Linked DNA regions of Mus musculus: region 1 is linked to region 2. Evidence: chromatin loops called from intact Hi-C (ENCODE). Cell type or tissue: heart. All regions are shown on one strand. Each heading gives the region's core, and the rest is flanking DNA. Links, peaks and the distances in the headings are about the cores only.

Region 1 (4,392 bases), core at 314-4,313, 100 kb before region 2:
GGCCTTGGCATCTCTAACAATCAAGGATCAATGACCCTTCCTCCACAGGACAGTTATACAGAGTAGTAATAACACAAATCAGAAAAAAAGAGACTTATTTGTGGTAGCCATATTGAATGTGGGAACAGAGAGGGCCACTCTTTGGGGTCCTGACATGCTATTCAGATTTAAATGGAGAGGAGGTGTCCATAGCTAAGCAGTCCTGGTCAAAGTATGGTCCTGCCCATTACCACTCCATCATTCTCATGGCTCTCATAAGGTAGAATTTTCCACAGGAATGAATCCCCTCCTTTCCTTTTCCTGCCCATGGGTCCATACAACTCACTGGAATACAGTAGAAGAACCTGGGAATTCAGAACCTGCCCTCTAGATTTAGATCTGAGCTGTGACTGTGTAACTCTGGCTGACCTGTAACTCTCTATAAAGACCCAGCTAGATTAGAACTCACAGAGATCTGTCTGCCTCTGGCTCCCAGCTACTTGGATTAAAGACATACATGTCCATGCAAAACTAAACTTTGTTGTGAAAGACCACACTTGTACCAGATGAAAATTAAACATTGTTGTAAAAGACTACACTTATACCAGATGATATTTTCCAAGAAAAGTAAGCCATGTTGAGAAGACAAGAAGGGGTAATTCCATGAAATCACCCTTGTGGAAACCCAGGGCTGGCATATATCATGTGAAGAAGAGGACACAGTGACCTGTGAGACACAGGGTTCAGGTGAGAGGAGGAAGCCACCAATGTTGTAGACTAATGAAAGTGAGTGATGAAGTGGGCAAGTGGAGCCTGAAACCCAGGAGGCAGGCATACAAACATCAGGAAGTGCTAGTGATGGGATGGGAGCTAGGCTTGCCCATGTCTCCCTAAGGCTCAAAGGAAGGGGACTGGGTGTCTTCTGATGGACACTTGTTTATGTTTACTGACAGGCAGCATTCCTTGGAAGATGTCACAGTCTGCTTGGAAAAGGCATAGGGAAAACAGAATACATAGGACCAGACAACAGGATGCAGAAGAGAATCCTAAGCTATGACACATCCAGGATCCAGGAAGTGAGCATGGGCATCCTCACACCTGACTTGGGCAGGATATAAAGACCCCAGGGTCAGGAGGCTCCACACTGCACATCTTCCTCTCCACCTGCTCCTCTGATCTACTCCATCCTCAACCAAACACCAGAACCATGACCTGCTGTGGCTGTTCAGGAGGCTGTGGCTCCAGCTGTGGGGGCTGTGGCTCCAGCTGTGGGGGCTGTGGCTCTGGCTGTGGGGGCTGTGGCTCCAGCTGCTGCAAGCCTGTGTGCTGCTGTGTACCCACCTGTTCCTGTTCAGGTTGTGGTGGCTGCAGCTCCAGCTGCTGCAAGCCTGTGTGCTGCTGTAAGCCTGTGTGCTGTTGTGTTCCTGTCTGTTCCTGCTCAGGCTGTGGAGGCTGTGGCTCCAGCTGTGGAGGTTGTGGCTCCAGCTGTGGGGGCTGTGGCTCCAGCTGTGGAGGCTGTGGCTCTAGCTGTGGGGGCTGTGGCTCCAGCTGCTGCAAGCCTGTGTGCTGCTGTGTGCCTGTCTGTTCCTGCTCCAGCTGTGGAGGCTGCAAGCCCTGCTGCTGCCAGTCCAGCTGCTGCAAGCCCTGCTGCTGCCAGTCCAGCTGCTGTAAACCCTGTTGCTGTCAGTCCAGCTGCTGCAAGCCCTGCTGCTGTCAGTCTTGCTGCTGCAAGCCCTGCTGCTGTCAGTCTAGCTGCTGCAAGCCCTGCTGCTGTCAGTCCAGCTGCTGCAAGCCCTGCTGCTGTCAGTCTAGCTGCTGCAAGCCCTGCTGTTCATCAGGCTGCGGGTCTTCCTGCTGTCAGGACAGCTGCTGAAGCTGTCTGCCACGTCCCCATGTGCTGCCAGTGCAAGATCTAAGACTCTTCTCATCTTGACCTTCCCCTCTGAAGTACCTTCCTCAGCTGTGGCCTCCAGTTTATCTCCAGGTTCCTGATTATCCTGCTTGTTCCCTTAGCACTCCTGCTTCCCACAGCTTCAACTCAAAATTGGATTTTGAGTTGAATGGATTTTGAGTGCCATGAAGAGGCCATCTGCTCATCTACTATGGGCTAACAAATTCTCCTCTGCACTCATGTACCTCTAGTGCCCTCACCCACCTCTTGCAATAAGGTGAGCATTCAGACTTACTTGGACTTGTAAGCCAAGGAATAGCAATCCCTGCTTTATCTTAAGTTGAAAATCACAAACTAATAAACACATCCCATGGACCAATGCAAGCATGCCTCATTCATTTATCCTGTCCCTGGCTCTCACTCCATGGTTCCCTCATTTTCCTGCAGGTCTGTGTGGGACTCTATCAGCCTACTGGGACAGGTAAGGTCTCCTGCTTCACACCTCCTTCTTCCTGTCTCCTCCCTCTCTTGGGATTCCTCTCTATTCAAGGCTTACTAGATTTGTTTAGAGGGACACTGGACTGCCAGGCCAACAGAGGTCCTGAAGCTGTGATGGCTCTAGGTTGTGTCAGACCCACCCCTCTTATGACTCCTTTGCAAGGCTCTCATTTTCTTACTTGTTTTGTGAGTGACCTGCAGATCTCAGAGCTCAGGCATGTTCACCCTCAAGTCTTTCCCATGGGTCATTTTCATCGAGCTTCCAGCAGGTGGCAGCCATACTTCTTTTCTAAAATGGAGCTGCTTGTAAGGGAGAACTGGCTTGTCAAGGGCTGAGGGGAGAGCTGTGCACCCAGCATGTCCTTTAAAACCCTCTCAGGCCCCAGGGCTATGAGACATTGAAGACCTTCCTTCTGTGGAGCCTGTGTCCTAAACAATGGAAAGCACAAAAAATAAAGACCTGGTTCTGCCCACTATAGGCAGTGTTCCTCCGTCCAAGTCATCCTTGATTGTATAAAAAAACACAAGTAGAACAAGCCTTGTAGAAGAAGCCTGTAAGAACCAAGCTTTCATGGCCTCTGCTTCAGTCCTTCCTCCAAGTCTCTGACCTGGCTCTCCTTCCTACTAAACTGTTAGATGTGAGGTAAAATAAATTATTGTCTCCCAAAGCTGCTTTTGACCATTGTGTTTATTACAGCAATAGAAAGGAAACTAGGATACACTGTGTGTGTAAGTTCTCCAAAGTGCTGGGGTAGCTGGGCTGGGTGGCATCATTGGTCCATCTGGGTTGACCCAGAAACCTCTCATTACAGAAATTGTGACATTGGTTTATTGGTTGCATGGTAAATGACAAGGGAGTTATTAGCCTCTTACTTCTGGGGTCAAGTTGGTAAAACACGATGCCTGCTATGTTATGACTGCTGTAGCTGCAGTTAGTGAAGGGTTGGGAGATAGAAACTCAAAGGATTACCTCACTTGCAGAAGAAAAGAGATAGAAAATGAATTGATATTTGGGGAAACTGCAGAGGAGAATTAAATTTAAGAAAAAAAATGAAACCAATTCATTTTTATTACCATGACCAAAGCAATTTGGGGATGAAAGGATTTATCTGGCTTACACTTATATTATCATTGCTTCTCACTGAAGGAATTCCTGACAGGAACTCAAACAGGGCATGAACTTGGAGGCCAGAGCTGATGCAGAGGCCATGGAGAAGTGTTGCTTGCTCCCTGTGGCTTGATCACTCTGCTTTCTTATAGGGCCTAAGACCAACAGCCAAGAGATAGCACTACCCACAATTAATTAATCACTAGTTTTAAAAATGCCTTACAGACTTGTGTACAGCCTGATCTTAAGGAGGTACTTTCTTAACTGAGGTTCCCTCTTCTCAGATGACTTTAACTTGTGTCAAGTTGACATAAAATGATCTAGTACAATATATGAACATATGTGGAGTCCAGAGAACAACCTCAGGTCTTATGATCAGAAACTTTGTTCATCTCCTTTGAGGCAGGGTCTCTCACTAGTCTGAGGCTTGCTGCCTAGACTAAGCTGGCTGGCCAGAGATCATGCTGTCTCTGTCTTCTCTAAGCTGAGACTCTACCTGGCATTTCACATGGGTTCTGGTGATGAAACTAGAGTCTTTGTACTTGCAAAGTGCATGACAGGTGCTTTACCAAAGGAGCTGCCGGCCAGTCCTGAACAAACCCATTTTAAATGCCTACCTCCATGCTGCCCAAGGCTGTACCCTACCCCTGCAGATAACAGATACTTCCGTCTACATGGTAGAGTGGGAACTCCTGAGGAACCAGTAGCCCAGAAATGAGCACTGGCCACCCTTGACTAGCCGTTCTTACAGGTATCTGACTTGCTGATGGGGAAGGAGTCCTTCCATGGAGCATGGAGGAGAAAGCACCTGTAGCTCAGAAAACCCTGAGACCTACAGACCAAGATCAGACCCACCATCACAGCCACTGGATGAGAAAGGCCTGCTGCTGCTATGGGTGCACTGAAAATAGGATGG
Region 2 (4,392 bases), core at 113-4,112:
TGCAGGACCTATGAGATATGGATCAAAAAGCCAAACTTAAGACTAGTGGGTCTAGACAAAGGCCTGCAGGAATGAGATGAAGGCAAATCAGTCATTTGACAGTGTGAAATGTTCCAAGACCTGGGCAGTATATGAATAGACCAGTATTGAAAGCATTTAGAATCTCAATAGACATGGCCAAAAAAGGGATTTCTTTCCTATGATAGAGTTAAGCTGTCAAGTGCACAGAACAAAAGAAAGTATTGAAAAGTATTGAAAGTATTGTGCTTACAAAGGCAAACCCCTGAGTAATAACAGATTTATTGGCAGAAACTCTAATAGCCATTCTGGCATGAAATAATGTATTTCAAACTCAGAAAGATAATAACTGCCAATAAGGACTACTATACCCAGCAAAGCTATTCTGCAGAACTTACAGAGAAATAGCGATCTTCTAAGATATGCATAAACTTTAAAAAAAAAGTATGCCCATAGCCAGCTTTCTAGGAGAGACATAAAGGAATCCCACACATAGGGAAGAGAGAAACACAGTCCTGAGAGCTCAGGGAAGACTAGATCATACTAGATCATACTAGAGAACACAGAGATGAAATGGGGATTAAGGCAGAGATGACATCATGGTCAAAAGCATGTACTGCTCTGCAGAGCACCAGAGCCTGGTTCCCAGCACCCACATCAGGTGTCCTGTAACTGCAGCTCCAGGGAATCCAAACCCCCAAGTCCCTCTTCTGGTTTCTGTGGAAACTTCACATACATGATTGATATATATATATATGCCTGTAAGCAAGACTGTGAGGACTTTTCCTGATGAATGTTTGATGTGGGAGGGCCTACCCTGCTGTGTGTACCTGGGCAACTAATCCTGGTTTTTATAAGAAAGCAAGATGAAGGGCTGGAGAGAAGGTTCAACAGTTAAGAGAACTGGCTTCTCTTCATGAGGACTCAGGTTTGATTCCCAGAATCTACATAGTGGCCACAGCTGTCTGTAACTACAGTTGCAGAAGAGCCATCCTCTTCTGGTCTCTGCATACCATGCACACTTGTGGCACACAGACTTACATGCAGGCAAAACATTCATACACATAAAATACAAATAAGTCTTTCAAAAAACTAAATTGCTGAAAACATACTCCCTGGCAATCAGGACACACAATGGGGAGAGAGAGAGAGAGAGAGAGAGAGAGAGAGAGAGAGAGAGAGAGAGAGAGAGAGAGAGAGAAGGAGGAGGAGGAAGGAAGGAAGGAAGGAAGGAAGGAAGGAAGGAAGGAAGGAAGGAAGGAAGGAAGGAAGGAAGGAAGGTAGGAAGAAAACTGGAAAGAAATCTAGGAAGGAAGGAAGCTTAGCAAGCCAAGGAGAGCAAGCAGGCTACATTTCTCCACGGTCTGTTCCTCCCTACCATAAGTTGCCTTTGGTCAGAATTTTTTATCACAGAAACCAAACCAGGACAATGCATTTTAAAAATAATATACCACAGGCCAGCAAGATATCTTAGTGGATGAGGGCACTCCCTGCCAAGTTTAATGACCTGAGTTTGACCACTGAGACCCACATGGTGGAAGGAGAGAACTAACTCCTTCAAGTTATCCTTTTACTACCGGTATGTGCCTTGGCACATGTGCAATAATTTTTAAGTAATAATGGAGACTACAAGGTTAGACTCTGCAAGTAAAAATGCTGATAAGCTGAAGTGTTACACCGATCATGTGAAACATTTAAGATTTCCCTAGACCTGAAAAGAACTAGGATTTTTCTTACATTTTATTTTTTATTTGCACACACACATGCAACCACATTTGTCTTTTTGTGCACCACATGCACACCTATACCCAAGGAAGCCAGAAGAGAGCATCGGGTCCCCTGGAACTGGAGTTTCAGGCTGCTGTGAGCCACCATGTTTGTGCAGGGAACTGAATCTAGGGCTTCTGGAAAAGCTGCCAGTGTTCTTGATCCCTAAACCAACTTTCCAACCCCCAAACTGGAGTTTTAAATAGCAATACAAAAAGCCAAAATAAAATTTTAAGCAAGCACTCTATTCTCTCAATAGAGAATAGATTCCTGCAGCTGTGTCACTTGAATCTGTGATCACATGGTCAAAACTTACATCAGGGTAAAAAACTATGATGGGGTGGGTTTTTAGATCATTCAAGAAAATAATATTGTTTTCTAGATTTGCTGATGTTTTCATTGTCAATCTCTTCCAAACCCTAATTTTTTATGATTGCTTTTATTATTCTCATTATTAAGTATGTCACAGGCACACCTTTCTGAATTGAGTATTAGCCCCCAAAATCCCAGAGACATAAATTTAAAAAAAAAAAAAAAAAAAAAAAGTGGCTAATCAGAAGATGAGACCAGATTCAATTTAAGCAGGTTTACTCAGAGTAACATGTGACTTAGCACCCCCTGGTGGTGAACTACACAAAACCCCAGGTGACCAGAAACTTGAGAAGGACAAAGGCTTAAGCCCTAAGATCTTTGGACTGAGTCCCTCCACCTTCTGTGACACGGGTAAAAACACTACTCCACACTACTAAAACACCAGCCCTAGGCATACTATGAAGCATGTCCTCAAAGCCCTCAGACTCAGATTGCTGGGGTCCACAGCTGTTCCAGGGACTAGCTCATAAGGAAAGTTCTAGAACTGTACTGAGAGTCTCTGGTGAGACCCTTAAGTGTTCAGTCAGATCAAAAAGTGGGGCCTATGAAATGGTACATGTGCCCAGGCTCTCCTCAGTTGCTGGGATTCCAAACACTAGTCACCTCTCCCTTCCTTCCTTTCTCCCTTTTGAGAGACAGTGGTTCCCTATCTCTATTCCTAGTTTCCTCCTACAGAGAAGTTATGTCATAAGCCAGATGGCAAGGAAGCATTCTTCCAGCTTGGAACCTACCAGAAGTTTCATCCAAGGGGCAGCTTCCAGCATTGCCTTCTTCCTCTCCCACAGCCTGAGACGATGGATGGCAGAGAACTGAGGCAAGGTGGAACCTACGCACACTAAGCCTTTCCCTGCCCCAGGTTCTTTGCCTGCTGTCGCCTCCTTGTGGAATATCTAACCAGACTAATAGAATCACCTTTCCAGACTCCTTTCCTGCTCTCTCTCTCTCGCTCTCTCTCTCTCTCTCTCTCTCTCTCTTTCTTTCTCTCTCTCTCTCTCTGTCTCTCTCTCTCTGTCTCTCTCTCTCTCTCTCTCTCTCTCTCTCACACACACACACACACACACACACAAACACACACTGGTCTTCAGGACTGCAGACTCACTCCTCAGTCAAAGTCCCCTTCTCAGATTATGGAACAGAACCATAGAAGACAATGATGGTGATGGTGTCCACTTACCTGGCCTCACTGGGATGGGTGCATGAGGAGTCACCCAGTCCCTTCCAGTGTGGAGTAATTATTCCTGTTGGGGAGTTATTCTTCTGAGATGCACCAGACGGCTTACAGTTTTCTCACTGAACCCATCCCTCCTACCATGCTGAGCTGACCTGAGACACACCTCAGCCTGCCTCTGGACATGGCTATGAGCTCTGCAGCACCAAAGGGGTGTGCCTAGGATACTGGGAGGACCTATTGTGTGGGAGGACCTGTCAGAAGCTCTCTGTCCTCCCTGATCAAGGCAGGACTACTTGCCATCCTCTGCCTTCCAAGTTGGACTTAGGTCTTCATGGAGCCGGGCTCTGGGGTTGTTCAACATCCACAGACAGGAAGGATCTTCACAGACTAAGCTACACCCAGGCAAGGACAAGGGCCAAGTTCACACCAATGACATCCTCTCCGAAATGTCCCTGCAGAAGCTGCAAAGAAGTACCTAAGGAGCATATAGGTCACTGGTGGTACATGTGACAGACCTGCACCTGAGACTCAGTCAACACAAGACAATCCACAGGAGGTAAGGAATAAGCAGCAGGGAGGAAAGAGAAAACAAAGCCACAGCCAGGGAAGGACACAAACAACAACAGGGAAGTGACCATGTGCAGCCTCACACCTGACCTGACCAGGGATATAAAGGTCCAGGCTCAGGAGCCTCCAACCTACACATCTTCCCTTTCCACCTGCTCCTCTGACCTACTCCATCCTCAACCAAACACCAGAACCATGACCTGCTGTGGCTGCTCAGGAGGCTGTGGCTCCAGCTGTGGGGGCTGTGGCTCCAGCTGCTGCTGCAAGCCTGTGTGCTGCTGCAAGCCTGTGTGCTGCTGTGTGCCAGCCTGTTCCTGCTCCAGCTGTGGGGGTTGCAAGGGAGGCTGTGGCTCCTGTGGAGGCTGTAAAGGAGGATGTGGCTCCTGTGGAGGCTGTAGCTCCTGTGGGGGCTGCAAGGGAGGCTGTGGCTCCTGTGGGGGCTGCAAGGGAGGCTGTGGCTCCTGTGGAGGCTGTAAAGGAGGATGTGGCTCCTGTGG

What was found. Peaks named below come from ENCODE experiments on the same cell type or tissue, not always from the same donor. Only the 100,000 strongest peaks of a DNase experiment are listed, where the experiment ranks them.
Region 1: it touches region 2 in a loop (10-fold over the local background); 27 of 42 quality-filtered maps call a loop at or near these places.

What each region holds. Positions count from the first base shown.
Region 1 is chr7:142,248,282-142,252,673 of GRCm38, reverse strand. Gm46022 reads left to right here. Exons shown (of 4, transcript XR_001778358.1): 2 at 933-1,055; 3 at 2,318-2,351; 4 at 4,228-4,392. Among named protein-coding and RNA genes, the nearest start is that of Gm46022, 4.8 kb to the left of the region's middle. In heart, for the core only: a CTCF peak has its summit at 2,648 (motif pointing right); no DNase peak of the experiment used is centred there.
Region 2 is chr7:142,144,244-142,148,635 of GRCm38, reverse strand. Gm45337 (predicted gene 45337) reads left to right here and starts at 4,029. Exons shown (of 1, transcript NM_001378699.1): 1 at 4,029-4,392. The coding sequence starts at 4,091. In heart, for the core only: a CTCF peak has its summit at 2,418 (motif pointing left); no DNase peak of the experiment used is centred there; H3K27me3 peaks cover 756 bases.